Linked DNA regions of Homo sapiens: region 1 is linked to region 2. Evidence: chromatin loops called from intact Hi-C (ENCODE). Cell type or tissue: heart right ventricle. All regions are shown on one strand. Links, peaks and the distances in the headings refer to the core of each region. The heading gives the core; the rest is flanking DNA.

The links. A loop is a pair of places that touch in the nucleus more often than their neighbours do. Peaks named below come from ENCODE experiments on the same cell type or tissue, not always from the same donor. Only the 100,000 strongest peaks of a DNase experiment are listed, where the experiment ranks them.
Region 1: it touches region 2 in a loop (2.1-fold over the local background); 2 of 110 quality-filtered maps call a loop at or near these places.

What each region holds. Positions count from the first base shown.
Region 1 is chr4:184,222,186-184,237,883 of GRCh38, reverse strand. No RefSeq gene overlaps it. Among named protein-coding and RNA genes, the nearest start is that of ENPP6, 12 kb to the right of the region's middle. In heart right ventricle, for the core only: no CTCF peak of the experiment used is centred there; a DNase peak (open chromatin) is centred at 7,603.
Region 2 is chr4:184,166,763-184,182,460 of GRCh38, reverse strand. All of the region lies in intron 1 of ENPP6 (ectonucleotide pyrophosphatase/phosphodiesterase 6), which reads left to right. Among named protein-coding and RNA genes, the nearest start is that of ENPP6, 43 kb to the left of the region's middle. RefSeq lists enhancers at 11,216-11,717, 13,578-13,627, 13,768-13,817, 14,278-15,049. In heart right ventricle, for the core only: no CTCF peak of the experiment used is centred there; no DNase peak of the experiment used is centred there; H3K27me3 peaks cover 716 bases.

The DNA.
Region 1 (15,698 bases), core at 3,224-11,223, 55 kb before region 2:
CTTTTCATATACTGTCTGAGCAAATTAGGATGACATCAGTGTCAGACATCAGAAGAGGTTAATGACTCATCTTCCCACGGAAGGTGAGTGTGGCCAAACTTCTCTGAAAATTATAGCTTGTACTGCAAGTGAACAGCTTTCCACAGCACTCATGGTTTCCATTAACAAGATTTTTTGTTTTTGTTTTTGGTCACAGGACTATAAACTATTTGTCACAGGAATAAACAGATTGATACTACAGATAATCTTTTAGCCTGCTTTAGTAAAGAGATGTAGAAGCTTTCCTATGGCAAGACGCTGAGTGAGCGCAGATTTAATGTGGTAGTAGGTTGCATTTGAAACAACATTTTCTCCTAGCTTCTAAACAAAGGGCAATTGTTACTCAATTGTTTTGTATTCTCAAGGTTTCTGTTACTGATGACTAGGCTTCTGGTTTCAATTTAATTTTTTTTAGCTTTTAATTTTGAACATATTTTAGGTGTACTGAAAATTTGCAAAAGTAATGCAGAGTCTCAATAAACCTTTTACCCACCTAACCCCAATGTTAACATCGTACATAACCGTAGTACCAAAAACTAAGAAATTAACATTGGTACAATACTATTAACTAAACCACAGACTTTATTTGAATTCGCTGATGTTTTCCTTACTGCCTGTTTCTGTTCTAGCACCCTCTCCAGGACCCCACATTACATTTAGTTGCCATTTCTCCCTAGTTGCCTCTGGCTTCTTGGTCTACCCTTGTTTTTTATGACCTTGACAATCTTAAGGAATATTTGCCAGCCTGGGTTTTGCTGGCATTTCCCCTTGATTATGTGGGAGTTAGGAATTTTTGGAAAGAACATCACAGAACAAAGTGCCCCTCCCACCTCACTATAAGAAGAGGAATGTGACATCTACATGACACCACAGGTGATATTAACCTTCGTCATCTGGTTAATGTCGTGTTTGCCAGGTTTTTCCACTGCACAGTTGCTATTTTTCCCTTTCCCCATTCTGTTCTTCGGAAATGAGTCTCTAGCTCTGTCCCACCCTCAGTGGAGAGGAGTGGGGACTGAGCTCCTTCCCCTGGCTGGGGAGCATCTACATACATTGTCTGAAGTTCATTTGTAAGGAAGGTCTGTCACTTCTCGCTTGTGTGCTTATTTATTTATTCGTTCCATGGTTTATTGTGCCAGTATAGACTTGTATATTTATTTTATACTTCGGGTCATGGTCCAATGTTCTATTGTCTACGTGGTGGTTCCAGTGATTTCAGCTTTGGTTAGTGAGTGCTCTCCTAGCTTGGCTCCTGGGTCCCTTTGACACACCCCATCCTTTGGAGTTTTGAACGCTTCCTTACTTTCTAGTTCTCCCAATAATTTCAGCATCCACCCGTAGGTGCTGTCTGCGCAGTCATTTCTGTAGAGTTCTAGTGGTGATTTTTCCATTTCTCCCTCTCAATTTCATCAAGATAACTAAAGATATTTAACATATAGGCTGTCCGAGAGATTTGGGTTTGAATTTCAGTTCCAGCACTTCAAGCTATCTGCTGTTAGGGTTCTCTGAACCCTGATTTCCTTTGTGTCAGAAGGCAAAGTGTAAAACTGTTTCTATACTCACAATACTTCTGATACCAAGTGTGTAGGGGTTTTATCCATTCCCCGCAAACAAGCAAATTTCCAATTCTCTGTGGACACCAAAATTGGGCATCCTATAATTTAATGAATTTGATACTTACTCCCGGGAGTTAGTGGAGACCCCACAGGCTCAGTCCCAGAAGACTTCCCGCTACTTCAGACACCAACCAAAAGTCTCAGGTTACTTCTTGCACTTATGGCTGACGTTGTAAATTAAGGGTTCCCATGACCCCCTCCTCACCTTCAGTAATTTACTATAACAGCTCACAGAACTCAGGGAAACACTCCACTTACTATTACTGGTTTATTATAAAGGATGCAGTTCAGAAACAGCCAAATGGAAGAGATGCACAGGGCAAGGAGAGGGGTGCAGAGCTTGATGCCCCCTTTGTGGGCACCATTCTCCCAGCAACTCCAAGTGTTTACCCACCCAGAAGCTCTCTGAACTCCATTGTTAAGAGGTTTTATGGAAGTTCCATTACATAGACACGGTTGATGAAGTCACTGGCCACTGGTGATGTCTCCAGGTCCTCTCCCCACCTGGCAGTCCAGAAGGTGGGGCTGAAAGTTCCAACCCTCCAATCACAGGGTTGGCTCCCGGGGCAAACGGCCCCACCCTCCAAGAGTCACCTCATTAGCATAAACTCAGGTATGGTTGAAAGGAGCTTATTAAGGGTAACAAAAATAGCTCCTCTCACCCAGGAAAGTCCAAGAGTTTTTAGGAGCTCTGTGCCAGGAACTGGGGACAAAATCTTGCACTGTCCCACTCCACCAGCCTGGGAAGGGAATTATCCCTTTGGCACTGATACACTATCTGTCCTCTAGTCACTTAGTAGGCATCTGAGTTACCAGATCAAAAACCATGGTATATATAGGGTTCTGTACTATCTGTGGTTTTAGGCATCCACTGGGGGTCTTGGAACGTATCCCCTGAGGATGAAGGGGAGAGCTGTATGATTATTATTATTGCTTCCACCAGCACTGTTGTCACCTCCATACTTCTTCCAGAGCCTGCTTTCTAAAATGCAAATCTGATGATGACACGGTATTGTTCAGAGTAACTCATTGCTGCCTGTTATTGTCAGCAATGGTTCCTAAGCCTGACTTTTGATCGAAGTCATATGAGGAGCTTAGATAGATAGATAGATAGATAGATAGATAGATAGATAGATAAATGGACAGACAGATAGATAGATAGACAGATAGATATATAGATAGATGCCCAGTCTTAGTCTAGACCTTATTGAATTTTGATGGGGTGGGTCTCAGCCTTTAACTCTCCAGGAGAGAGGTGAGAGCAGGGGTCTGTGCAGCAGGAATGAGCCTGGGATCCCTGTAAAGGCTGACAGCTGGTCCCACCCAGTGATGACTCACAGCAATAAAGAGAAGACCCTGGTTCCCACCATGAAGTAGCCAATATGATGCCCAAATGTGAGATGAGGAGTCTGAAGAACTGTTTCTAGCTATTCCACTTAGTGCCTGTGCATTCCTATTTAGTCAGTTGGAAGATAGCTGCCTTTTATATAAGGAATGTGTTCTTAGAAGCCTTGTTCAATTTAAAACACGCACAAATAAAGACTATTATCCTAATAGGAATAAATATAAACTGTGTATTCATAAACCTAGTGTTAAATCAAGTTTAGCCTAAAGCTGCCTCCTTACATATTTTAAATTCAGCCTAAAAGTTTCTCTGTATACAGGGAGCCATAACCTAAATGGAGGTGTAAACAGATTGTAACCTATCTTTAAAAGAAAAACCTTAGCCAAATTAAATTTAAAAGAGTTTAATTGAGCAAAGAACAATCCATGAATCGGGCAGCCTCCTGAGCCACAGTAGGCTCAGAGAGATTCCAACACAGCCACGTGGCAGAAGAAGATTTATGGGCAGAAAAAGGAAAGTGACTCAGAGAAAACAGAAGTGAGGTGCAGAAACTGCCGATTGATTACCGGTCAGTGTTTGCCTTATTTGAACATGGTTTGAACAATTGACCATATTTGATTGGCCAAAACTTGGTGATTGGCACAAGAGTTGGTTACAGTCTGTTTACAACTCTATTTAGGTTATAATTCATGATGTACAGAGAAACCTTTAGGCCAAACTTAAAGCAGGTAATGAGGCAGCTTTAGGCTAAACCTGATTTAACACTTCTCTTGTGCCAATCACTGAATTTTGGCCAAAAGGGATCAACTGTTCAAAACGGGTTCAAGTAAATCAAAAGCTGATCTGTAACCAATTTGGCTGTTTGTGTACCTCACTTCTGTTTTCTGTACATCACTTTTCTTTTTCTGCCCATAAGTCTTCTTCCACCACCTAGATGCACTGGAGTATCTCGAGCCTACTCTGGCTCAGGAGGCTGCCCAACTGGCAAATCATTCTCTGTTCAATTAAACACTATTAAACTTAATTTGGCTAGGGTTTTTCTTTTAACACTAGAATGACTGTTGTGAACACTTTCTTTACTACTTCGTTTCACCTTGAACTCTGATACTTTGCAGAATGCTGTCCTCTTAATTAACAGTCTGGGACAACATGGTACTTATGTATGCCCATCTTCTTAGCACTTTAACACACAGAATTTCTATTTCAAAGTTGATTTTCCGAGTACACTTTCTTTTCAGCAGGAGCATGAGCCCCACCAATAAACACACAGATGGCATTATTAATATAAAAAGAATTTTAAATTATAATGTCACAGTGTATTAAAATATTAGTACAAAAGTGTTCCATTGTCTATGAGGTAAACTACTTAAACTACTTCAGAATAGAAAGTGTAACTTATGTTATATTAGTCAGGGTTCTCTTGCGGGACAGAACTAATAGGATAAATGTATATATAAAGGGGATTTTATTAAGGAGTACTGACTCACACGATCACAAGGTGAAGACCCACAATAGTCCATCTGCAAGATGAGGAACAAGGAAGCCAGTCCAAGTCCCAAAACCTCAAAAGTAGGAAAGCCGACAGTTCTGTCTTCAGCCTGTGGCCGAAGGCCCAAGAGCCCCTGGCAAACCACTGAGTCCAAAAGTCCAAGAGTCCAAAAGCTGAAGAACTTGGACTCTGATGTTCTAGGGCAGGAAGCATCCAGCACAGGAGAATGATGAAGGCTGGAAGACTCAGCAAGTCAAGTCCTTCTATGTTCTTCTGCCTGCTTTATTCTAGCCATGCTGGCAGCCGATTAGATGGTGCTCACCCAGACTGAGAGTGAGTTTGCCTCTCCCAGTCCACTGACATAAACGTTAATCTCCTTTGGCAACACCCTCACAGACACACCCAGGAACAATACTTTGCATCCTTCAGTCCAATCAAGCCGACACTCAGTATGAACCATCACATATGGGTACATGAATTACCTTTCATCTATACTCCAGGGGTAATTACTCAGCATTTGAACAGAAATTTATAATCAGAGGTGGTTAAAGAAAATGTTTTCTATTTTATTATTATAGATACTAAGTCTTCATTAGCTAGCATAAGGCATTTTAGAAATAATTTTCCACAGATAAAATAAGTGGTGTTCAAAAAATACAGTCACCTGAAAAGACTGAATGGATCCCAGCACCTTGCTTGGTTGAAGTATCAGAATCAGGCCAGATTCTGTGGGGGTGGGGCCCACATCCAAAACTCATGCCCTCTGGGCACCCCATGTTGCAGAGGACTCTGTCATAAGTTCTATCTCAAGGTTGGCTGATCTCAGAGTTCATGCAGGGAACTTGATTGTGGCCTGAAGACAGAAAGAGGAGATCTCACCAAGCTAAGGAGAACAGGTATGCAACTGTTTGTGTAATAAAGCACTGGACTGGCCTTTGTCCCTAGTTCCTGGGAGAGAGACTCTGAGTACTCGGAATTTCCTGAATAATAGGGGCATCTTTGGTCACCAGAAAGACCAACCATGTGATCTCAGGAGGTTAGGACTTTGAGCCAGTCTGATCTCCAGGGAGGGGAAAGGGGCTGGTGACTGAGTTTAATCCTTGGTCAATGGTCTGACTAATCATGCCTATGTCAGGAAACTATAATACAACTCTGGACACAAGCTCAGAGGAACTTTCTGTTTGATAAACACATTGATGTGTCAGGAGGGTGATGCGCTCTGATTTCATGGAAAGAGAGCGTGGGATCTCTGCGTTTGGGACCCTCTCAGATCTTGTCCTATGTATCTCTTCATTATGCTGGTCCTGATTTGCAGCCTTTATAATAAAACTGTAATTATAAGTCTAGCACCTTCCTGAGTTCCAGGAATTGTTATGGAGAATTGTCAAGCCTGAGAGTGGTTGTAGGATTTGTAGCTAGTTAGTTGGTCAGGCACAGGTGGTCTGGAGACCTGGAATTACAGCTGGCATCTGAAATGGGGACAGTCTTGCTGGGGACAGTGCTCCTAACATGAGGAATCTGACATTAACTCCAGATGGTTATTGTCAGAATTGTACTGCAGGACACCCAAACTATCTTTAGCCTGCTTACTAATAAATAGTTGTCCGCTTGGCAGAATATAGCCTTAACTTCATTTTGACAGACCAACTAGTAGTCTGAGGCTGGGCTTGTATAGGCCATACCTAGCTCTAACCTGGTAGGCTACCGGTGTCCACCACAACAACCTGACAGTTGGTAAAGGGACAAATTTGCTTAGACCAGCCTCACAACCACACACAGAAATCCCTCCTGGAAGTTCCAACACCTGAAATAGCAGCATGATTTCTAGGACACTGAAAGCGGGGGCTGGTATTTCTGTTTTCCTGTTCATATGGTGGTAGCTTGTGGCAACAGTATAAAAACATTTTACAATTCACTGGCTTTCAGCTTTGGAATTATGTAGTGTTTTATTTTTTCTGGGGTATTTGAATTCAAAATTTGCTTATACAGTGATTTTATTATAATTTTTGTGACACTATTTTAAGGAAATAACAGTGCATAAATGCAAGCACATTTAATTCTAGATATCAATGTTTTCATCTATAAACAGAGAAAAGTGAGAATGGCCCTACCTATTTGTATTGAGGTTCAAAAAAAATGAAAGAGCTTTGAAAACTATATACATGATTTCTCTAATGGAAAGATTTCCCTAATGGAAAGATTTCCTTATTTTTGCATATTGGAAACAATGCTTAGAATAAAAAAGACTTCCTTTTTTTTTTTTTCTTAAGATGGAGTCTTGCTCTGTCACCCAGGCTGGAATGCAGTGGCATGATCTCGGCTCACTGCAACCTCTGCCTCCTGGGTTCAAGCGGTTCTCCAGCCTCAGCCTCCCCAGTAGCTGGGACTACAGGTGCGTGCCACCACATCCAGCTAATTTTTTTCTTTTTAGTAGAAACCAGGTTTCACCATCTTGACCAGGCTGGTCTCAAACTCCTGACCTCAGGTGATCCACCCGCCTTGGCCTCCCAAAGTGCTGGGATTACAGGCATGAGCCACCATGCCCAGCTGGGACTTTTGTTTTTTAAAAGCAATTTATACTCGGAGGTGGAATTATTTTCTCTCACAAATGCCCAGGTTTGGGACCCACAGGATGGAAGGCAGGAGGGCTGAGCATTTGTGTATCTGGAAACCTCACCTCCTCCTGGGGGCTAAGGGCAGGGTTTAGTGATTTGCTGTGCCGAGCAGTGCGGTCTGTCTCCTCATCCAGGAGCTGCAGTGAAATGGCCCCACATTGCCCTCTCTGAGAAGGACTAGGGGACATTCTTTGCAATGAATGGGCCTATGTAGTCCCTCCAGTATCTGGGCGGGTAGAGTCCAGGGAGAGAAGGTGGAAGCTGACAACGGGCCCACATCTCTCAGATCCAGTGCTGCTTTCTGGGCTTTCTGGCTGGCCGGGGGCTGGCAGGGAGAGAGGGGCTCTGCGGTTTCGTGCCCAAACCCAGCATCTTCTGGGGACCTCACCCGTTCCTTCCCCGAATTGTGCTCCAGGTCTTAGTTACAGGAAGAAGCATTCAGCAGTCTGAGACTCTCTAAGTTCCTGCCCCCAGGAAACAGTGGTTACGGAAGCGGAGTTATTGCGTAGCTCCCTGGTCCTAGCCACGGTGCTGGAGGCTTGGCTTCCAGCCAAGCAAGAGTCCCACAGGGTTGAAGCCACCACAGAGAGGCTGCCCCGTGCGATCCAGAGATCATAGACTGGGTTGTTAGGGACTCTCTTTTCCTCCTTTCTTCCTTTGATCATACGTACTTGAAGCAACTCGTGAATTTGTTTCCCTTCTGAAGAATACATCTTCCAAGAGAATGTTCATTGTGTGTGTGTGTATGTGTGTGTGTGTGTGTGTGTGTGTGAGAGAGAGAGAGAGAGAGAGAGACAAAGAGAGTAAAGGGGTCTTGAAGGCTTGAGAACATTTTCATCAGACCCCTCAAATTTTCATGACAGTTTTAAGGCTAGCTTAATTCTTGTTCTTGTGTATACTATCTGCTTTTTATCTCTGGAAGCTTTTAAAATGTTCTTTGTGGCTTGCTGTCTTCAGTACTGAGGGGAGGGTTTCACTAGTCCTCCACTGGTTCTCCATCTATCATGCAATTCACAGAACAATTGATAGAACAAGCAGACTGCCCTTACAATCACCCCACTTCCCCCCAAATTCTAGGTGATCCCCCATCCCAGTGTGCCCGGGAGTGATGGCTTTCCTGGGACATGGGACTTTCAGTGCTATTACCAGGAAACTCTTAGGCAGATCAGAACAAGTTGGTCACCCCACCATACTACTTTTCTCCACTGGGCACCAGAGACCCTGATCCACTTAACAGATTCATTTATTCAACAAGTGCTTAGGGAGCCTTATTTTGTTCCAGGCTCTTGGAATACACAGTGAATAAAACAAAGATCTTTGCCCTCACTGAGCTAACATTAGAGCCAGAGGTAAGTGGACACAGACCATAAACAATAACCATAATAAAGAAGTCATCTATATAGTGTATTAAAAGGTGATAAACCTATTAAATATTACAAACCATAAAAAGCATTATAAGCTTTTCAGGATGTGCGGTTGCAACTTTAGATGGGATTAGACCTCATTGAGAAGATGACATGTAAACAAGGACTTGAAGAAAGTGAGGGAGCTATGTGGATGCGGGGGGAAGAGCATTCCCAGGTAGAGGAAATAGCCAGTGCAAAGGCCCAGAGGCAGAGAATATCTGGCTTGAGCTACTGTCAACAAGGAGGTTATTGCAAGTGGGACACACGCATGATTGAGATTAGTAGGAAAGGAGGTCAGTGTAATGGGAGGCAAGGTAGTATAGGGCTGGTTGACCACAATGAACACTCGGTTTTTTTTCTTTTCTTTTTTTTTTTAGACGGAGTCTCGCTCTGTCGCCCAGGCTGGAGTGCAGTGGCGCAATCTTGGCTCACTGCAACCTCTGACTCCTTGGTTCAAGCGATTCTCCTGCCTCAGCCTCCCGAGTAGCTGGGATTACAGGCATGCGCCACCAAGCCCAGCTGAAACACCCTGGTTTCCACCCTGAGTAGAATGTGAAGTTATTGGAAGGCTTCGAGCAGGGGAGTGACATGCATTGAGTTGAATGGTGTTTCCTGCCCCACCTCCAAAAAGATATATCCACACCCTAATTCCTGGAACCTGTAAATGTTACCTTCTTTGAGAAAAGGGTCTTTGCAGATGGAATGAACTTAAAGATCTTGAGATAAAGACATCATCTTAGATCATCTGGCAGGCAAAGTCCAGTGACAAGTGTCCTTATAAGAAGAGAAGGGCAGAGGGAGATTTGAGACAGACAGAGAGGAAACACGACACACAGAGGAGAAGGCACGGCAAAGATGGAGGCAGAGACTGGAGCAATGGGGCCACGAGCCAAGGAGTGCCAAGGATTGCTGGAAGTCACCACGAGATAGGAGAGAGGCATGGAAGGGATTCACCTTTAGAGCCTCCAGAAGTAATCAACCCTGCCAGCACTTTGATTTTGGACTTCTAGCCTCCAGAACTCTGAGAGAATAACTTTCTATTGTTTTAAGACACTCTATTTGTGGTAATTTGTTACGGAAACCACAGGAAACAAATCTAGGAAGCCAGATAGCAAGGGGCCCAATACACCAAACTGAGGAGACTTAAGGGTTCCACTCTGAGGGGAACTGGGAGCTACTGGAAGGTTTTGATCAGAGTAGCGACATGAACCTGATTCTTGTTTTAAATAGTCAGTTAACTTATCCAGCATATAACCCTCCTCCCTCACACATTTTTCTGCCGGGTGATTGGATACATAATTGGCTAGACATGGCCAGAGGCCGTCTCAACTTTCAGTTCAATTTCATTCCTTCAAGGAAGCACTCCTTTGGATATTAAGCCTCTAAACTGGCTGTGTCCATTAGAACTGGATTTGGATGCATTTAAGAGAAAACCTGGCCAGGACCCGTGGCTCCCACCTGTAATCCAAGCACTGTGGGAGGCCAAGGAGGGCGGATCATCTGAGGTCAGGAGTTCAAGATCAGCCTGGCCAACATGGTAAAATTATGTCTCTACTAAAACTACAAAAAATTAGCCGGGCATGATGGCGGGCGCCTGTAGTCCCAGTTACTCAGGAGGCTGATGCAAGAGAATTGCTTGAACCCAGGAGGTGGAGGTTGTAGTGAGCCGAGATTGTGCCTCTGCACTGCAGCCTGGGCGACAGAGCAAGACTGTCTCAAGAAGGAAAAAAAAAGAGAAAACCTAATAGTAGTTTAAGTAGGAGAGAAGTTTATGTCTCTCTCAAGCAATAGAAACTCTGAGCTGGGCAGTCCAGGGTTAGAGTGTGGCTCCATAGGCATCATGGAATTAGAGTTCTTCTGGTTTTTCATCCTATTGTCTTTAGCATGCAGTTTTTAGCTTCAAGGTTGCCTTATGGTCCAAGAAGACAGCTGTAGTTCCAGCCATTATTTGAAAATTGCACAGTCAAGGAGAACAGAGGAGCAGAGCATACTGGTTACACCTCCAAGAAGAATAAAACCTTTCAAAACAGATTTCCTGGAAGGCACAGTCAGTTACTTCTGCTCACATCTTATTGGCCACCCTGTTTTAAAGGAAGAAGGGATATCACATGCCATCAAGAAAAAGTTATGAGAACCACCACTCAAGTTAACAGATAGAAAGAACATTTCCAGCATTCCAGAGGCCGCTTCCTTCCCTTCCTAAGTCACCACCTCTCTCCGCACCTCCACCAAGGTAACTATCAACTTAACTCTTACTGGAATTACACCTTTACTTTTCTTTAGAGTTTTATTACCTGAATATGTATGTATTTTTAAATATTAAGATTTAGGTTTGCTTATTTGTTTGGGCTTTACATAAATGGAATTATTTAACAATAATTTTTAAAGCTTGTGTATTGCAGAAAGGGGAGAGAAAGGATATTAGGTGGGCAACTAGTAATCTCCACTACATCAGCAGAACCCAGAGTTAAGGTTCTTTCAACCATTGGCTTCATTAATGTATCTTCATGATTTACCTGGATCCTGAGCAAAGCCAGTCTATTCCATGGCATAAGCCTCCCTTAGTATTCTAGGAGAAAGTATTACAATTGCTTATCACCATCTTCCTATCAATCTAGGAAGACCAAGTGTTTTTGGCCGTACTTCCTTGCTCATTGAAATTTTCAGTGTGCTACATCTAGTAATTGTTAATATGGTTTGGTGGAAGTCTGCCATCTTGTTATTTGTTTCCTACCAGTCCTATCTGTTTTTATTCTTTTGTTTAATCTTTTCCTATCTTCTTTGAGGTTAACTGAGTATTTTTAGTATTTTTTCTATTAGCTTTTGTTGCTTTTTATTATAATAAACAACACGTAATATGAAATTTACCATCATAACCATTTTTAAATGTACAGTTCAATAATGTTAGGTATATTCACATTGTTGTAAAACAGAAGATCTCCAGAAATATTTCCTCTTGAAAATCTGAAACTCTCTATACCCATTAAACAAATCTCTTCTGCTCCCTCCTCCAACCCCTAGTGGCTACCATTCTACTTTGTGTTTACATACATTTGGCTACTTTAGATAATGAATGTATGTGTAATTATACATTATCTGGCTTTTTGTGACTAGAGTATTTCACTTAACGTAATGTCTTCAAGGTTCATCCATGTTGAAATCGTATGATTTCTTTCTTTTTAAGGATGAATAATATTTCATGTATGTGTATATCACATTTTCTTTATCCATTCGTCAACGGAAATTAGTTGTTTCTATAGCTTGGCATTGTAATAATCTGCAATACCGCGATGCTCCCAAAATACCTGGGAGTGCAGATACTTCTTTGAGATTCTAATTTCAATTCTTCTGGATATATACCCAGGAGTAGGATCATTGTATCATATGGCAGTTCTATTCTCAATTTCTGAGGAACCTCTATAGTGATTCCGCGGCAGGCCAATAGCTTGAACCCTGGAGGTGGAGGTTGCAGTGAGCTGAGATTGGGCCACTGCGCTCCAGCCTGGGCAGCAGATTGAGACTCCATCTCAAAAAAAAAAAAAAAAAAAAAATTAATTACCTGGAACTGAACTAATAACGGATTATTATAGTTTTTACTGAAATATTGCGATTCTTTTTTATGTTTTGTTTTCCAGATTTAAGGGAACTTTTTGTAAAGCTATATATAGTTTACAACAATTTGGTAAATTATACTTTTGTAAATAAAATTAAAATATTTACATTTTTTTCTGCTGACCTGATCCCTCTAGAATTTGGAAACTATTGTTGAATATTCTTATTTTGTATGGCAGTATAATTATTTGCATAAGTTCAATAAGAATCTGTTCTTGCAACAGTACATAATTGGAAACACTGGTTATACTATCAAGGCTATGAGTGGAACGTCATGTTTTCTGACATGAGCAGCCATCTTTAAAGAACTAGGGTTGACTTTCTGCAGCCAATACATCCTTTGGGGGGTAAAAACTGGCCTGGTACCTTGAATAAACAGTTCACATAGTTGTCTCACACATAAGAAAGGAATCTCACTTCCTGGCAGGCCCAAGATCATCAGAATATTTTGGGGACCTTGAGGAAAAAGAACTTCACCTATATATCTGCAGGTATTTCAGGCAAAGTTTGATGGTGACTTCTCAGCTTGGCTTCTTAGCCTTGAGAGCCTTTTAAAAGTCCCATCTGAGATTCCTTATTAAAAGTTCCAGCAAAGCCGACTTAAAAGCACCTATTTAATTATCACTATTCTTGTTGCACTTATATAAATAAACAGGCCAAGTTTAATGAAACTATTTTTCTTACAAATAAACTGATCTTACTGTGATTATTTTTTGTAGAAATGGGGGTGACCAAAGAGAGAAATTTATGTTTCAGAAGAAAACTATAGTTCACCCATTATTAAATTCTAGCTCATTGTTTTTGAGCATCTGTAAACTGGATCCTGAAGTCTTCTAGGTTTCTCCAAAATCTGGCGCTGACTTTCCAAACTAACATTTTCAAGTTTCCTCCTGCTCTTCTGACATGGAATTACTGAAATTAAAACTGGCCTTTCCTGAAGCCCTGAAAGCTGAAGCTGGATGACTTACTATAGAATTCAGATAAGTCACCATAATAACTTATGTATAAACAACCTTCATGTCTGTTGGTGTATGCATTACTCAGAAAGTTCCCTGAAACACATCATGCAAACTGCAAACCAGGAAAACCTGTCAGATTGCCATTGCCAGTCTCCACTGGCGATGTCAGTCACAACAGCTTAATTCCAACTGAAGATGCTTCAAACCCAGCATCTAGAAATCTCAACTGGATGCCCTCCAGATTCAGAAACTAGTTTATAGACTGCTTCAAACATTAATCTTTATTTTTTTGTTTCCCTAGAAATGCATCGTATTCATACCTATTTCCTTGCACCATACAGGTGCCTAACTTTGATGGGAACTCATCTGCAACACCACCTCCTAAAATGAGGCCACAACTTTTTCATTGGACTGACCTATTCCCAGGTCCCTTACCACTCAGCTACTAAATCCATTTTTCTCTCGACACCCACCAACTCAGCTTTTAGTGTGTGAAACTTCTAGGGAAGTTTCAGACAAAGGAAATGGAAGAGTTTGGGAAATACCATCCCAAAATACAATGCTTTGGTATGTTGATTATTTTGAACTAAGGACATGAGGAAGGGTGGATGCAGGCAGAAGCTTTCTTGAGCTCCCCTTATCTGCCTAAAGATGAATCCTCCAAAGGGAACTCAGTTGTCATAAATCTCCTCCCCCAAAATCTTACCACCAGGGAAGATTAACTTGCACCAAAGGAGAGGAGGCTGGAGCTTGACACCATGTCCAGAGATACTATAACCTATTCTTCTGAGGGCTGCTCAGGGGCAACATTTATTACTTGAGAGACTTTTTATCTGCTTAACAAGATAATCTTTATTCACCATACGTTTCCTCCATTCATTCTTCCATAACTTGTGTCACCACCTTCCCCAGAAGCCTTAAGTCCCATTTCTTTCTGTAGCTCAGGGTGCTATATAAGCTTCAATCATCTGATCCTTCTTCAGGTCTCATATTTTTAAGACTCCTGTGTGTCATATGTAATTAAATATGATTTTTCTCTCATTAATCTGTCTCATGCTAATTTAATTATTAGCCCAGCCAAAGAATCAAAAAGTGTGAATGAAAGCCATTTTTCACTCCCCTACAACACCTTTGTCGAATATCAATTGAGTGTAAATGTGTTGGCTTATTTCTGGCCTCTCTATTCTGTTCCTTGGGTCTATGTGTCTGTTTTTATACCAGTACCATGCTGTTTTGATAGCTATAGCTTTGTAGTATGTTACAAAGTCAGATAGTATGATGCCTCCAGCTTCATTCTTTTTATTCAAGATTTCTTTAGTTATTCACAATTCTTTCTGGGTCCATACACATTTTAGGATTTTTTTTTTCTATTTCTGGGAAAAAATATCATTTGAGTTTTGATAGAGATTGCATTGACTCTGTAGATCGCTTTGGGTAATATGAACATCTTAACAATATAAATTATTCCAATCCATGAACATGGAATATCTTTCCATTTATTTGTGTATTATTCAATTTCTCTCATCAGTATATTGTCATTTCGGCATACAGATCTTCTACCTCTGTGGTTAGATTTATTTTCAAGTTTTTGTTTGTTTGTTTGTTTGTTTGTTTGTTTTTTGAGACAGAGATTTGCTTTTGTCACCCAGGCTAGAATGCAGTGGCACGATGCAACCTCCACCTCCCAGGTTCAAGTGATTCTCCTGCCTCAGCCTCCTGAGTAGCTGGAATTACAGGTGCTTGCCACCACACCTGGCTAATTTTTGTATTTTTAGTAGAGACGGGTTTTGCCATGTTGGCCAGGCTGGTCTCAAACTCCTGACCTCAAGTGATCTGCCCGCCTTGGCCTCCCAAAGTGCTGAGGTTACAGGTGTGAGCCACCACACCCAGCCTATTTTCAAGTATTTTGTTCCCTTTGATGCTATTGTAAATGAGACTGTTTTCTTATTTTTATTTTTGGACTGTTTATTGTTACTTTATAGAAACACAACTGATTTTTGGATGATTTTATATCTTGCAACTTATATGCTCTGTGTGTGTGTGTGTGTGTGTGTGTGTGTGTGTGTGTGATCTTTAGGAGTTTGTACATGTAAGATCATGTCATTGTCAAACAGAGATGGTTTTATTTTTTTATTTATAATTCTCTTGCCTAATTGTCTGGCTAGGACTTCCAGTATGTTGAATAGAAGTGTTTAGATCAAGCATCCATATCTTATTACTGCTCTTAGAGGAAAAGCTTTCAGCTTTCCACCACTGGGCGTGAAGTCAGCTGTGGGCTTTTCAAATATAGCCTTTATTATGTTGAGGTATTTTCCTCTTTCGCTACTGACCTTTTAGTCGAAAATCTTTGTATTTTTTTGTTGTTGTTTAGTAGTTACTCTGAGGATTACAATATGCATCCTTATTACAGTCTAGTTAGAATAAATATTCAATCACTTTACATTTTGCTCTTGACATCTGACTTTTCCCATTTCATAAATTTCAAGGAACTTCACAACAGCTTAATTCCATTCAAACATTCTACCCCTTTCATTTAGGCTGTTGTCTTTATATCCTTTAATTCTTCGTAAGTCATCACTCGCAGCATAGTGTTATTCTTTTTACTTTAAGCAGTTAT
Region 2 (15,698 bases), core at 2,996-10,995:
GGAGAATCGCCACACTATCTTCCATGATGGTTGAACTAATTTACACTACCACCAACAGTGTGAAAGTATTCCTATTTCTCCAGAGCCTCCCCAGCATCTATTGTTTCTTAACTCCTAGTAATCGCCGTTCTGACTGGCATGAGATGGTATCTCATTGTGGTTTTGATTTGCATTTCTCTAATGATCAGTGATGTTGAGCTATTTCCCTTATGTTTGTTGGCTGCATGTATGTATTCTTTTGAGAAGTGTCTGTTTTTGTCCTTTGCCCACTTTTTAATGGGGTTGTTTTTTTTTTTCTTGTAGATTTGTTTAAGTTCCTTGTAGATTCTGGATATTAGATCTTTGTCTGATGGATAGATTGCAAAAATTTTCTCTTGTTCTGTAGTTTGTCTGTTCACTCTGATGACAAATTCTTTTGCTGTGCAAAAGCTCTTTAGTTAAATTAGGTCTCATTTGTCGATTTTTGCATTTGTTGCAATTGCTTTTGACGTTTTCATCATGAAATCTTTGCCCATGCCTATGTCCTGGGTGGTATTGCCTAGATTTTCTTCTAGGGTTTTTATAGTTTTAGGTTTTACATTTAAGTCTTTAATCCATCTTGAGTTAATTTTTGTATGAGGTGTAAGGAAGGGGTCCAGTTTTAATTTCCTGCATATGGCTAGCCAGTTCTCCCAGCACCATTTATTAAACCAGGAATCCTTTCCCCATTGCTTGTTTTTGTCAGGTTTGTCAAAGATCAGATGGTTGTAAATGTGCAGTCTCATTTCTGGGTTTCTATTCTGTTCCATTTGTCTATGTGTCTGTTTTGTATCAATATCATGCTGTTTTGGTTACTGTAGCCTTGTAGTATAGTTTGAAGTCAGGTAGCATGATGCCTCCAGCTTTGTTCTTTTTGCTTAGGATTGTCTTGGCTATTCAGGCTCTTTTTTGGTTCCATATGAATTTTAAAGTAGTTTTTTTCTAATTCTGTGAAGAATGTCAATGGTAGTTTAATGGGAATACCATTGAATCTATAAATTACTTCGGGCAGTATGGCCATTTTCACAATATTGGTTCTTCCTATCCATGAGCATGGAAGGTTTTTCCATTTGTTTGTGTCCTCTCTGATTTCCTTGAGCAGTGGTTTGTAGTTCTCTTTGAAGAAGTCCTTTACTTGCCTTGTTAGCTGTATTCCTAAGTATTTCATTCTCTTTGTAGCAATTGTGAATGGGAGTTCAGTCATGATTTGGCTCTCTGCTGGTCTATTGTTGATGTATAAGAATGCTTGTGATTTTTCCACATTGATTTTGTATCCTGAGATTTTGCTGAAGTTGCTTAACAGCTTCAGAAGCTTTGGGGCTCAGATGATGGGGTTTTCTAGATATAGGATCATGTCATCTGCAAGCAGAGACAGATTGATTTCCTCTCTTCTTATTTGAATACACTTTATTTCTTTCTCTTGCCTGATTGCCCAGGCCAGAACTTCCAATACTATGTTGACTAGGAATGGTGAGAGAGAACACCCTTGTCTTGTGCCAGTTTTCAAGGGGAATGCTTCCAGTTTTTGCCCATTCAGTATGATATTGGCTGTGCATTTGTCATAAATGGCTCTTATTATTCTGAGTATTTTCTATCAATACCTAGTTTATCGAGAGTTTTTAACATGAAGGAATGTTGAATTTTATCGAAGGCCTTTTCTGCGTCTATTGAGATAATCATGTGGTTTTTGTCATTAGTTCTGTTTATGTGATGAATTATATTTATTGATTTGTGTATGTTGAATCAGGCTTGTATCCCAGGGATGAAGCCAACTCCACTACGGTGGATAAGCTTTTTGATGTGCTGCTGAGTTCAGTTTGCCAGTATTTTATTGAGGATATTTGCATCTATGTTCATGAGGGATATTGGCCTGAAGTTTTCTTTTTTTTCTTGTATCTCTGCCAGGTTTTGGTATCAGGATGATGCTGGCCTCATAAAATGAGTTAGGGAGGAGTCACTCCTTTCCAATTGTTTGGAATAGTTTCTTGAGAAATGGTACCAGCTCCTCCTTGTTCCTCTGGTAGAATTCAACTGTAAATCTGTCTGGTCCTGGGCTTTTTTTGGTTGGTGGATTATTTATTACTGGCTCAATTTCAGAACTTTTTAATGGTCTCTTCAGGGATTCACCTTCTTTCTGGTTCAGTCTTGGGAGGATGTATGTGTCCAGGAATTTATCCATTTCTTCTAGATTTTCTAGTTTATTTGCATAGGGGTATTTATAGTATTCTCTGATGGTTGTATGTATTTCTGTAGTGATATCCCCTTTATAATTTTGTATTGTGTCTATTTGATTCTTCTTTCTTTTCTTCTTTATTAGTCTAGCTAGTGGTCTATTTTATTAATTTTGTCAAAAAAACAGCTCCTGGATTCGTTGATTTTTTGAAGGGATTTTCATGTCTCCATCTCCTTCCATTCTCCTCTGATCTTGGTTATTTCTTGTCTTCTGCTAGCTTTGGGGTTTGTTTACTCTTGGTTCTCTAGTCCTTCTAGTTGTGATGTTAGGTTGTTAACTTGAGATCTTTCTAGCTTTTCAATGTGGCCATTCAGTGCTATAAATTTCCCTCTTAACACTGCTTTAGCTGCATCCCAGAGATTCTGGTACATTGTCTCTTTGTTCTCATTGGTTTCAAAGAACTTCTTGATTTCTGCCTTAATTTCATGATTTACCCAGGAGTCATTCAGGAGCAGGTTGCTCAATTTCCATATAGTTGTGTGGTTTTGAGCGAGTTTCTTAATATTGAGTTCTAATTTGATTGTGCTGTTGTCTGAGAGACTGTGGTTTTTTTTGTTATTTCATTTCTTTTGCATTTGCTGAAAAGTGATTTACTTCCAATTATGTGATTGATTTTACAGTTAGTGACAAATATGGTGTTGAGAAGAATGTATATTCTGTTGTTTTTGAGTGGAAAGTTCTGTAGATATCTATCAGGTCCACTCGATCCAGGGCTGAGTTCAAGTCCTGAATATCTTTGTTAATTTTCTGTCTCAATATTGACAGTGGGGTGTTAAAGTCTCCCACTATTATTGTGTGGGAGTCTAAGTCTCTTTATAGGTCTCTAAAAACTTGTTTTATGAATCTGGGTACTACTGTATTGGGTGCATATATATTTAGGATAGCTAGCTCTTCTCGTTGAATTGAGACCTTTACCATTATATAATGCCCCTGTTTGTCTTTTTTGAACTTTGTTGGCTTAAAGCCTGTTTTGTCAGAAACTAGGATTGCAACCCCTGCTTTTTTCTGCTTTTCATTTGGTTGGTAAATTTTCCTCCATCTCTTTATTTTGAGCTTATGTGTATCTTTCCATGTGAGATAAGTCTCTTGAACACAACATGCCAATGGGTCTTGACTCTTTATTCAGCTTGCCATTCTATGTCTTTTAATTGGGACGTTTATCCCATTTACAGTTAAGGTTAATATTGTTATGTGTGAATTTGATCCTGTTATCATGATGCTAGCTGGTTATTTTGCAGACTTGTTGATGTAGTTGCTTCATAGTGTCATTGGTCTTTGTACTTCAGTCTGTTTTTGTAGTGGCTGGTAATGGTTTTTCCTTTCCATATTTGTGCTTCCTTCAGGAGCTCTTGCAACACAGACCTGGTGGTGATGAATTCCCTCAGCATTTGTTTGTCCAAACAGAATTTTATTTCTTCTTCACTTATGAAGCTTGGTTTGGCCAGATATGAAATTCTGGGTTTGAAATTCTTTTCTTTAAGAATGTTAAATATTGGCTCCCAGTCTCTTCTGGCTTGTAGGATTTCTGCTGAGAGGTCTGCTGTTAATCTGATGGGCTTCCCTTTGTAGGTGACCTGGACTTTCTCTCTAGCTGCCCTTAACACTTTTTCCTTCATTTTGACCTTGAAGAATCTGATGATTATGTGTCTTAGGGTTGGTTGATCTTCTCATGGAGTATCTTACTGGGGTTCCCTGGATTTCCTGAATTTGAATGCTGGCCTGACTTGCTAGGTTGGGGAAGTTTTCCTGGATGATATACTGAAATATGTTTTCCAGCTTGGTTCCATTCTCTTTGTCTCTTTCAGGTACCCCAATCAGTCATAGGTTTGGTCTTTTTACCTAATCCCATAGTTCTCAGAGGTTTTGCTCATTCCTTTTCATTCTTTTTTCTCTAATCTTGTTTTCCTGTCTTATTTCAGCAAGATAGTCTTCAAGTTCTGAAATTCTTTCTTCTGCTTGGTCTGCTTGGCTATTGATACTTGTGGTTGCATTGTGAAGTTCTTTTGTTGTATGTTCTAGCTCCATCAGGTCATTTATATTTCTCTCTAAAGTGGTTATTCTGGTTAACAGCTCCCGTAGTGTTTTATTATGATTCTTAGCTTCTTTGCATTGGGTTAGAACATGCTCCTTTAGCTCAGCAAAGTTTGTTATTACCCACCTTCTGAAGCCTACTTCTATCAGTTCATCCATCTCAGCTTCAGCCCAGTTCTGTGCCCTTGCTGGAGATATGTTGTGATCTTTTGGAGAAGACACTCTGGCTTTTTGAGTCTTCAGTGTTTTTTCATTGATTCTTTCTCATCTTCATGACTTTATCTGCCTTCAGTCTTTGAGGCTGCTGACATTTGGATGGAGTTTTTGTGGGGACTTTTTTGTTGATGCTGTTGTTGTTGCTTTCTGTTTATCTGTTTTTCTTTTAACAGTCAGGCCCCTCTTCTGTAGGGTTGCTAAGGTTTGCTAGGCATCCACTCCAGACTCCATTCGCTTGGGTTCCTCCCACACCTGGAGGTGTCACCAGTGGAGGCTGCAGAACAGCAAAGATGACTGCCTGCTCCTTCCTCTGGGAGCTCCATCCCAGAGAGGCACTGACCTGACGCCAGTGGGAATGCTCCTGTATAAGGTGTCTGGTGACCCCTGTTGGGAGGTCTCAACCGCTCAGGAGTCACAGGATCAGAGACCCGCTTAACAAAGCACTCTGGCTGCCCCTTGGTGGAGGGGGTGCACTGTGCTGGAAGGAATCCCACTCGTCTGGACTGCCCAGATTCCACGGAGCCAGCAGGGGAAAAGATCAAGTCTGCTGATCCATGGAGACTATGGCCACTCCATGCCCTAGGGGCTCCATCCCAAGGAAATCAGAGTTCTATCCCTAAACCCCTGCCTGGAGTTGCTGAAATTCCTGCGGGGAGGCCCCATCTGGTGAGGAGGGATGGGTCCAAGTTTGGCCTAAAGAGGTAGCCTGGCCATGATCTGCCACAGCCACTGTGCTGCGCTGTGGGGAGTTGTTCCTGAGTCCAAACCACCCAGTTTCCCTGGCACCAGCAGGGGAAATGGCAGACTGGGGCTACAGTGATGGTGGCAACCCCTCCCCCTGTGAACTCAGTAGTCTTAGGCAGTGTCTCCAGCCGAGTGGCCACTGAGAATCTGCACAGCTCTGTGCTTGGGACCCAAGGCCCTGGTGGCGTGGGTTCACAAGGGGATCTCCTGACCTGTAGGTTGTACAGATCCAGGGAAAACAAGTGGTTTCCCGCGCAGGGTAGCTCAATCACGAGGTGAGATTCTTTCAGCCCATTTCAGAGATTAAAAAACGGAGCTTCAGAAGGTTGTAGTTAGAGACAGAGTCTCACAAGGCCAAGGCCCAGGTTCCCACCTCCTGTCCACGTTTCTTCTGTATGAGCGCCTTCAGGGCCTGGGCTGCAAGATGACTTGCTGATAGTTCTCTCTTATGCTTTGATATTTTCATGGTCCTGTGCTAATTTCTCATGATTAAAATTCTTGTTATGTCACTTTCATAAAAGTTCAGTCAACTCTAGCAGGTTCTTCTACAGACCCCACCAGCATGAGAGTGCCTGAGGAGCCAACGTAGCTCGGTGGCCCCGTTCAGTTGGTGTTTAGGACTCGATCCTTAGCAATGCCTTCTCCCTCCTGCAGTTCAGTGCCGCAGGAGGTGTGCTCACTGCGGCCCACTGGAGATGCAATACGGCACACTGCTCAAAAGCCCTACCCCAAGTTGAATGGCCCACACTCACACCTCACCGCCCTCCCCAAGTCCCTGTGAGCAAGCCATTTAACACTTAACTTCTCACCGTTTCCATCTGCTTTCCTATTTAAGAAGAGGGTAATTATAGTGCCAACCTCACAGCGATGGTGTGAGGATTAAGCAAATAATGTTGGCAATGCACCTTGCATCCTATTTGGTATAGACTTAGTATTTGGTACCTGTTAGCTGTAACGATGAAGACGATGCTTGGAGAGGCCTTGATCTGTTGGCCAAAGGTGCTGCTTCTGAAGTTGGATTCCTAGCTCTACCACTTACCAACTACAAGACCTTGGGATATTGACTCAACCACTCCAACTCTCCGTTCAGTGGCAATAATAATGACACACAGCTTTTAAGATTATTTTGGGCTAGGCATGGTAGCTCACACCTGTAATCCCAGCATTTTGGGGAGGCTGAGGCAGGAGGATTGCTTGAGGCCAGGAGTGTGAGATCAGCCTGGGCAACATAGTGAGACCTCCATCTGTACAAAGAAAAAAAAAAGGATTATTTTGTACTATTTTTTACACAACACCTTTTCTCTCCTCCAACCTCCTTCTCCCTTCGTAAACACGTGCCACTTTTGTGGACATCTGACCCGGTGCACCTAGCAGGCCAAGACGTTATGTGGGGTGATGGTTCATAGCAGATCTGGCCAGGTCCTCTAATGGCCAGGCTCTCTTCTCATATGCCACACTGCTGTTTCCCTCTACCTTTGGGGTAGAATAAAGAACACGCTTGGTGTAAGTGGGACTCCTGTTTCTCAATACTCCAGAACAAGATCTCATCACAAACTTTCCAGTTGTTGATGGTATTTCCATTTGGGGAGACTGCCTAGTTTCTGGCCCACAGGTTCACAACATATAGATTTCTGTGCCTAGTGATGGCTGTGCTTCTTCCCAAAGGTGATAAAATGCCCCCACTCTGCGGTGGTAGCCCCAGACGAAGAGCTTTTCTGCCATAGAATCTGCCATGACATCAACTCATAGTGGTGTAGAAGAGAAGAGAGCAGGGAAGGTATGCTCTCTCCATTAATGAAAACAATGGCTGCCTTTCATTCAGTGATTATTATGTGATTCAGTTACATGAATTATCTGTCTAATCATCCCTCTAAGAGGGAAAAAATCATGTGATTTATGGCCCTGTACTGATTTTTAAGGGGAGCGGATCTTGGCTTGCTGAAGCAGGGAGATGTGTATGGGCTTGCTGGTTGGGAAACTGGGACTGGAAATGAGCTGAGGCCTCTACCAGAGAAGAGAGAGAAACCGAGAGTTCCGGGCGGCGGAGGAGAGGAGATGGACCTGGAGGTGAGGGAGTGAGGACACAAGGTGGGGCACTGGGCAAGGAGGGAGAGCGGGGTCAGGTCCTGGGAGCCAAGAGGAGAGACGGGGATACTACATCGAGTGGGGTCTTCCTGTCAGTGCTGAGCCCAGCGCCTTGTTAGGAATCTCACTGATGCTTTTGTGTGAGTCAATTATTTCCAGTCAGTAAATAGAAGTGAAAATTTCGGCTTCAAAGCTGTTGCAGAGTGAAAACAAGAGACAGTAAGCAGGGTTAGCAGATGCATGAATTCCATCTCCCACATTTTAAGATAAAGAAACTGGGAGTCCCCAAGGTGGCCATTGGGTCATTGAAGTTTGGTGCGGGCTTCCACTGACTTTCAGGCTTGTATATTTACACACTTTGCTAAATCGTGCAACGTCTCTGAACATGGGCCATCAAACTCAAGTACACAGACCTTATTTAGAAGTAATATCGTAAGATACTTTTGGGGTACAAATTAGACGTAGATTAGTTCCAATCCTGGTTCTGACACATACTGGCAGGGTACATTTGGAGAGTTTACTTCACCTGTCTGAGTCTCGGTTTTCCCTTAGGTAAAACATCTGCTTCAGAAGGTCAATGGGAGGATACCATGAGGTCATTCTGGAACCCTCACAGCACAGTGCTCACAGAGAGTAGATGTTTCCATTCTTACAAGGCTGTCATTGGTTATTGTTACATATGTTGCAGGTGATAGTATCTTGTCTATTTCACTAGCCTGGCATGGGATTAAAGCACCAAGATCTCATCTCTCCTTCTGTCATTGATTGGTTGGTTCACTGATGCCCCCACTTATTTCAAAAAAAAACTATACTACTAAAAATACAAAAATTAGCCAGGCGTGGTGGCGGGCACCTGTAATCCCAGCTACTTGGGAGGCTGAGGCAGGAAAATCACTTGAACCTGGGAGGCAGAGGTTGCAGTGAGCCGAGATCGCACCACTGCTCTCCAGCCTCGGTGACAGAGTGAGATTCCGTCTCGGAAAAAAAAAAAAAAAAAAGGATTTGGGACCTCTTCTAAGAGCTTGCTTTTTCACTATTTAGTAAAGCTGTGGCATCGGATCGTGCCTCTTCCGGCCTCATTTCTTCTCATTTCTAACTCAGTTAGCATTTCTCTAGAGTCTGAGACCCTCTCATCTCTTTCCTTCAGAGTTGTGGGAATTACGATCTGCAGTGTTCCCAGATGTGACCCACCAGGTGTCCCCCCGGGATGGATCTCCCACCCACCTCCTCACTCACTGTGGATCTGACCTGGCACTTCCACACTCAGCCTGTGGTGACGTGTTTCATTCTTCTCTTATGCCCAGGGCTGCATTGTAAAGCCCTTATGCACTAGAATCATGCCCTCCTATTCTCCGTACCTAACCTGTGCCTGGAAAACAACAGATACTCCAGAAATGGGTGGGTGTTTTAACCAGAATATCTCTAAGACCCTTTCAACTTGGACTCTGTAATTTGAAAGTAAGATTCCCACAGTGACCCTGCCAACACCTAAATGGAAAGACTATTTTCTCTTTCCTCAGACACTTTCAGACACTTCAAATTTAGCCACTTGGCTCTTTTGGGAGAATAGTAAACCCCAGAGCAAAATTCTGGGCACCAGCTACAAGTAGGCAAAAAATTTATTTCACAAAAACATTGCCCTTAGACCTTCTTGGTCGTCGAATTCAACCTTCTGCCTCAAGTAATTGTACCTGAACTACCTTAGAAAGATTGGAAAATGGAAACTTGCACCATTTATAATAGGTCAGGAATGAAGGGGGCAGAATTTAATACATCGTTTGTGTTTGGTTTTATGTTCAGATTGTTTCCAATATTGTGTTGAACATCCACATTCATGAATCCCACCTTTGATTTCTTTCTTTTGTTAGACTTCTTGAAGTGGAGTTACTGGGTCCAAGGCTCCAATGAACACTTTTAAAACCCTCGATAGGCCGGGCGCGGTGGTCCATGCCTGTAATCCCAGCACTTTGGGAGGCTGAGGGGGGTGGATCATTTGAGGTCAGGAGTTCGAGACAGCCTGGCCAACATGGTGGAACCCCGTCTCTACTAAAAATACAAAAAAATTAGCTGGGCATGGTGACGGGCGCCTGTAGACCCAGCCACTCAGGAGGCTGAGGCAGAGAATTGCTTGAACCCTGGTGGCGGAGGTTGTAGTTGGCGCTACTGCACTCCAGCCTGGGAGACAGAGAGAGACTTCATCTCAATTAAAACACACAAACAAACAAACAAAAAACACTGGATAAATATCGTTCTGTTGCTCCTCCCACAGACGGTGAACGAATGTACATTTCCTCTCGCTGGTATGCACGCCACTCAGGAACTATTTATTTTTGTACATCACAATTTAAAAAGCCAAGAAAAGTGAGATTGCATTACTTTCCACTTTCATCATTTTGACTACATCAAACCCTTTAAAGTCATATTACTTTTTATAAGCCTTCTGTGGGCCTTAAACTGAAATGGAGAAGATGCAGAAAAAAACCCACATTAGTCATTACAAATTGGAACCCAGCCACCGTTCACTGCGCCCACTGCTCACTCCGGTCCAGGCCGCCTTATGTCCTCCCAAGTCACCCTGCTTCCATCCTGACCTGCTCAGTTCATCCCCTATGGCTGCCAGCATTACCCTTCAGACCGCATGGGAGGGGCTGGAGCTGTTTTCTGCCAAAGTCACCTCAACCTGAAGTCACTGGGGGAGAGGAGCGTAGCTGGGTGCTGGGGGATGATGGAGGCTTGACTGCTAGCTAGAGGGTGGAGGCTCTTCAGGAGGCAGGTGTTGGCTGAATTTCTCTCCTGCGTGGAAGACTGAGGGTGAGAAATAAGATTTCCCCTTCAAACACCTCCCATCCTGAGAAGTCCCTAGAGGCACCTTTCTATAAGGAAGACCCGCCTGCATTTTCCATTATGCCTCGAGTAAAATCTAAATCCTCCCAACAATGCGCCACATCACTGGGCTCTACCTTTTTCTGCGACACCAGCTCCCCCATTGCCCACACTTCTTCCTTCCCACCCTCTCGCCCTGGATGCTCTTTGTTACACCGGGTTTCCCATGGCTGTGTCCTCGTCATTATTTCCGCCACCACTCAAGCGTCATCTCACCACCCCCTCCAAACCCTCCCGGCCGCCTAGCCAATGCTGCACCTCCCTCGCACACTCTCCACTTACTTCCAGTGCTGACTGCACCTCACTTCCTGAGACTGTCCTGTCTTTCAGCTTACATGTTCATGATCTGTCTTCTCCCGCCCGCGAGCAAGATTCCTGAGGACAGGGATTCTGTCCGTCTTCTTCTCTGCTCTATCTCAGCATCTCGAATCGTGCCGGATACACTGGGGTTTAAAAAAAAAAATCAATGTGTTTGTAACTAACAAATTATGTGAACACACAAGTTTTTAAATAACTAACTATATCAATATGTCTATTTATTCTATCAAGGCAAGAAGTGGAGCTAAACTACAGCCATGGTCTTGGAATAGTTTCTTCTTTAAATGGCTTAGACAAAGCTGTGACAAATGTATGTCAACTGTGATGTGTCTGGCTCGTGACACCGCTTAATTATTTGAATTTGTTTTCTCATGGTGGCAGATCATATTTTCCAAGAAAGCTGCCGTAACAAATCCCATTCTACTTGTTCTTCTTATATTGTGACATTGACATTCCCCCATCAAGTGGTGTCCCCTCTTTTTGAACCTGAGTGGACCTTTGTGACAGCTTTGACCAACAGATGCAGGAGAAGTGATGCTATGTAACTTCTGGATCTGGGTCACAATCAATGCCAAGCCTGTTCTCTTTGCTCTCTTGGGGTGCTCATGCCTGGAGCATGGTCACCATGCTGTAAGGATGCCAGGTGGCCATATGGAGAGGCCACAGGTGGATGCAGCTGCTGACAACCCAGCTAAGGTCTCAGCCAGCAGCCAGCATCAACTGCCTGCAGATCCTTCCAGCCCTCTGGTGTCAGGTTACCCCAGCCTCTGAGCTGCCCTTGCTGGTGCTGCGTCCAGCAGAGAGGAGCTTTCCCTTCCATGCTCCATCCAGACTGCATATTTGTGAGCTGAATACATGACTATTGTTTAAGCCACTTGAGGTTTGAGGTTGTCAGTTACACCAAAACAGATAACTGATCCACCCCCTCACTTCAATGTAAGGGGTATACAGTCCAAATAGACACGCCTAAAAGAACCTGCCTGTTTCAGAGAACACTTCTACTGGGAAGGGATTTTGTGACTAAAAGGAACAGATGTAGGTGATGATTATCGGTGGTTGCTAAAACCATTACATGCAGGTTGATAGGAACCTTGACAGTGGATAGATTAGGCTGACACCATCTAAACCCACCAATCCACTTTAACAGACACCACGAGCCACATGGCGTGACGCGAGAGCAAGTACATGGCACCACGTGCAGTGGATTCTTGCCTAAGACACATGGAACCTGAATCTAAGACCTGTAGATCAAACTAGGAGTCTGCAAGAAATACAGGAGACTAAGGAACATGCTAATGGCACCACGAGGATACAATCAGCCTAATCCAGAATATGGGATGTTTTCAGACAGATGACCCAGTTCCCTCCATAAATAAATAGACAAGAATTAATAAAATGGAGGCGAACCATTATCAGTTAAAAGACACTCAAGAAACATAAATAAAATGCATGGGTTTTGTTTGAATGCTGATTCTTTTTTTTTTTTTCCTTCTTTTCTTTTTTGAGACAGAGTCTCACTCTGTCACTCAGGCTGGAGTGCAGTGGTGCAATCTCGGCTCACCACAACCTTCAACTCCCTGGCTCAAGTGATTCTCCTGCCTCAGCCTCCTGAGCAGCTAGTACTACAGGTGCACACCACCACACACAGCTAATTTTTGTATTTCTTGTAGAGACAGGGTTTCACCATGTTGCCCAGTATGGTCTCAAACTCCTGGGCTCCAGAGATCTGCCAGCCTTGGCCTCCCAAAGTGCTGGGATTACAGGCGTGAGCCACCTTTCCCGGCCTGAATGCTGATTCAAATAAACGAATTTCACAGAGGCATTTTAAAGATAATTATGGAAAACTCAATATGGACTGGGTATTGAATGATATTAAATAGTTATATTCATTTTGTTGGGTGTGATAACAAGAGTATGTTTTTTTAAAAGTACCTCAGTACTAGAGACAGGCACAGAAGTATTTATGACTTCAGATGGGATGTCTGGTATTTGCTTTAAAAATATTCCAGTGTGGGGAGGAAGACACAGGAAACCAGGGCGGAGCACTGTCCCGTGTTATCACACTGTTTTGTGCATTCGAATATTTTCATCATAGATAATTTTTAAACTAAATGTAAGCTCTTCGTGAGAGGTAAACGTAGGTAGTCATCACTTTTAACACAAAGTCGCTTGTGAGATTTGCCACCGGTGATTGGCCTTGGAGAAAGGGGCAAAGTCAGGCAGCTAAGGCCCAGTACTCAGAAGCCTCAACTGCGGCCTAGAGCCTTCATCTATAGTGGCTCTCAACTGGTGCCCTCCACAGCCAGGACCCTGCCCAGGAGCTGTGAGCTCAGAGGAGGAGGGCAAGGTGGCCAGAAACGTGATGACGGCAGAGAGAGGAGCCAGGGACAGGCAAAGGAAGCAAGTGACAGAAATCCCAGGCCTGCTGCTCCAGGCAGAGAGAGGGCTGCTGGCTCCTGCAAAAAGAAGCAGGGGTGAGGCAGGAGCCAGGAGAGCAGAACTCACCCTCCCCTGCTGCCCTCCCCGCGGCCCTGGCTGTAGCCCCAGCGTCTCTTCCTGGGGCCATGTCTTCACATGGGGACATTTCTTCCCAGCTCGGCCACCGAGAGGAATGGATTCCTCCAGCATGAAGAATCCTCCCGCCCAGCCTGGATCCTGGAGCCACGGTCACTGTGGCAGGAATGCGGCTCCTCGCTGGCCTGGCTAGGGCTGGATGCCACACTTTGCCCTCTCCCCAGAGCCAGAGAGGTTGGGTCACAGACGCTCCTGAATGGGCCATGCAGGGCGCAGGAGGAATTTCGCCTTTGGAGGAACAAAGGGGTGTTCAAAGTTAAACGTCCACTGCAGTGACCATTACAAATTGTGGTTTAAAAAAATCATAAACTCAACCAAAAGAGGAACTAAGAGAAGGAGGGAAAGAAAGGGCTGGGGTCAAGAATAATAAAATCCCAAATAAGAAGCACATATCCTAAAAGGGAAAATGAAACACAACAAGGGTTAGGAGGGTGGGGTGGGGGAATGAGGAAGCGGGGGGCACAGCACGAGACTCCCAGCCAGGACAGCCCAGGCAAGGCCCCGGCTCCAGGTTCAAGGCCCCGAGGCTCGCGTTTGCTGCAGCGCGTGGCCGCCTGCCCGCCGGCCCTGCCCGGGCTCTGCCTACATTCTCGGCATCTTCAGCACAGTCACAAGCAGCTGTCAGATTCCTGCGAATCCTGGGGGTGGCCTTCAAACCGGGAGAAGCAAACCCAGAATTCAAGGCTGGCCCAGCCTGGCGCCTCTCGGCGGACTACGGGGACGGCTGCGGGCGGTGGTGAAGACCGCAGCCGCCAGCAGAGGGCAGTGGCGGGCCAGCGTGGCCAGGCTCAGAGGGCTCGCTCCTTGCTGTCCGGAGCCCCGCGGGCAGTGTCTGCCTGTAACTTTCACCCCCGTGCAAAGCTTCCAGCTTCCTGTGCAAGGCAGATGCAACGTGGTGCTGCTTTTCTTTTCGTCAAGGGGATTTGAGACTTTTCCTCTGCAAATGGTCTGTAGATATCAAGTAAGAAATGGACTGTCCGGCCCCATCCCTCCCTAGAAGAGGATTTTTCAAAGTGCCATTTTTAAAAGTGGCCTTTTAAAAGGCCCATTTGATAGGATTGGCCTTTTCCGCGCCAGACATCGTGCGGAAGACATCGTGCCAAAGCTTTCCCTACCTGAAACCACTTAACTCTGAAAAAAGGTATGATTATCTCCATTTTTCAGAGGAGGAAACTGAGGATCAATAAAGTGGAATGAGTCGTGTGAGGTGGCTGGGATGGGATTTGAACTCTGGTTTGCTGGGCTCCAAAATTCCTTCCACTTAGGCCACATGGTTTTCACAGGTCCTCAGTTCCTGCCAGTTCTCATCCTACCTGTTCCTTCTGTTTTTAACTCAAAAATCTCCCCTATTCCCGTGGAGTCTACCGCTTGGACTGGGAAACTATCAGAAGGATGCAGCCCCCTTGAGTTGCTCTTTGATCCCTAAAGCAGATTATCTGTCAACAGCTTTTATGCAAAGAGCACCCAAGGAGGATTATAGACGTGAATCACTGAATGAGACCCAGTGTCTGCTCCCAGCACCATCTGTTGATATGCAGATCACCGGTGATCATTGATCAGGACAAACCAGCTGCGGCTGCTGTGAAGTTAACTCCTGAGACTTGAGAGGCTGCTCTCACTTCTCTATGGGCGCACCTGGCCCGAGGCCGTGAACTTGGGCAGGCCAGCATCATACCTACGTCACATATTCTAGCAATGACAAACAAAACTAACCAAGCTAGCAAAAATGAGCTTGCTTCCACTTGTTTCTTTCCCCCCAAAAAAGCGGGCGGGGGATGGTTGACTGATGGGTTCGTACTTGATTGAGCTGGTAACGTCCCTGATTAGTTCACACTCCTTAAGAGCTGGGTTCCATCATTCTCTATCAATTCCCGGCATTAAAAGTTGATCCACTAATATTCTGGTAACTAGTCTCTTCTGTTTGAAATCATCACTCATTGGCCATTCTAAGTTCTACTCCAGTTGAAAAGCTTGATCCCACTTTGGGAGGCCAAGGGGGGCGGATCACCTGAAGTCAGTAGTTTGAGACCAGCCTGGCCAACATGGTGAAAGCTGTCTCTACTAAAACTACAAAAATTAGCCGGGCATGGTGGTGGATGCCTGTAATCTCAACTACTCGGGAGACTGAGGCAGGAGAATAGCTTGAACCCAGGAGAAGGAGGTTGCAGTGAGCCGAGATCGCACCACTGCACTCCAGCCTGGGCACCAGAGTGAGACTCTGTCTCAAAAAATAAAGAAAGAAAAGCTATCCTAAATGTGCTTTTTTTTACTGAGTTAAATTTCCTATCCTTACCTCCCAACCCCTGCCCCAGGCACAGGTGGGGCAGCTGCGGGATGAGTGCAGTGTCTCTGCCCATGGCATGAGGAGAATTTCTGTCCTGGGTCAAGACACGGAAAGAGACATAAAAGGGGTACTCCCACCACCTGCAGGCGGAGCCTGGTTTTTGCCAAAGTAGCCACCTACTAGTGTGAGGAACGCAGCCAACCTGGTCACTGGGGAGAGGAGGGAGCACAGTGGGTGGGAAAAGGAAGCTTTATCACGAGCCAGAAGACGGAGGTGCTTCAGGATGGAGATGTTGGCTGACTTTCCTGTATG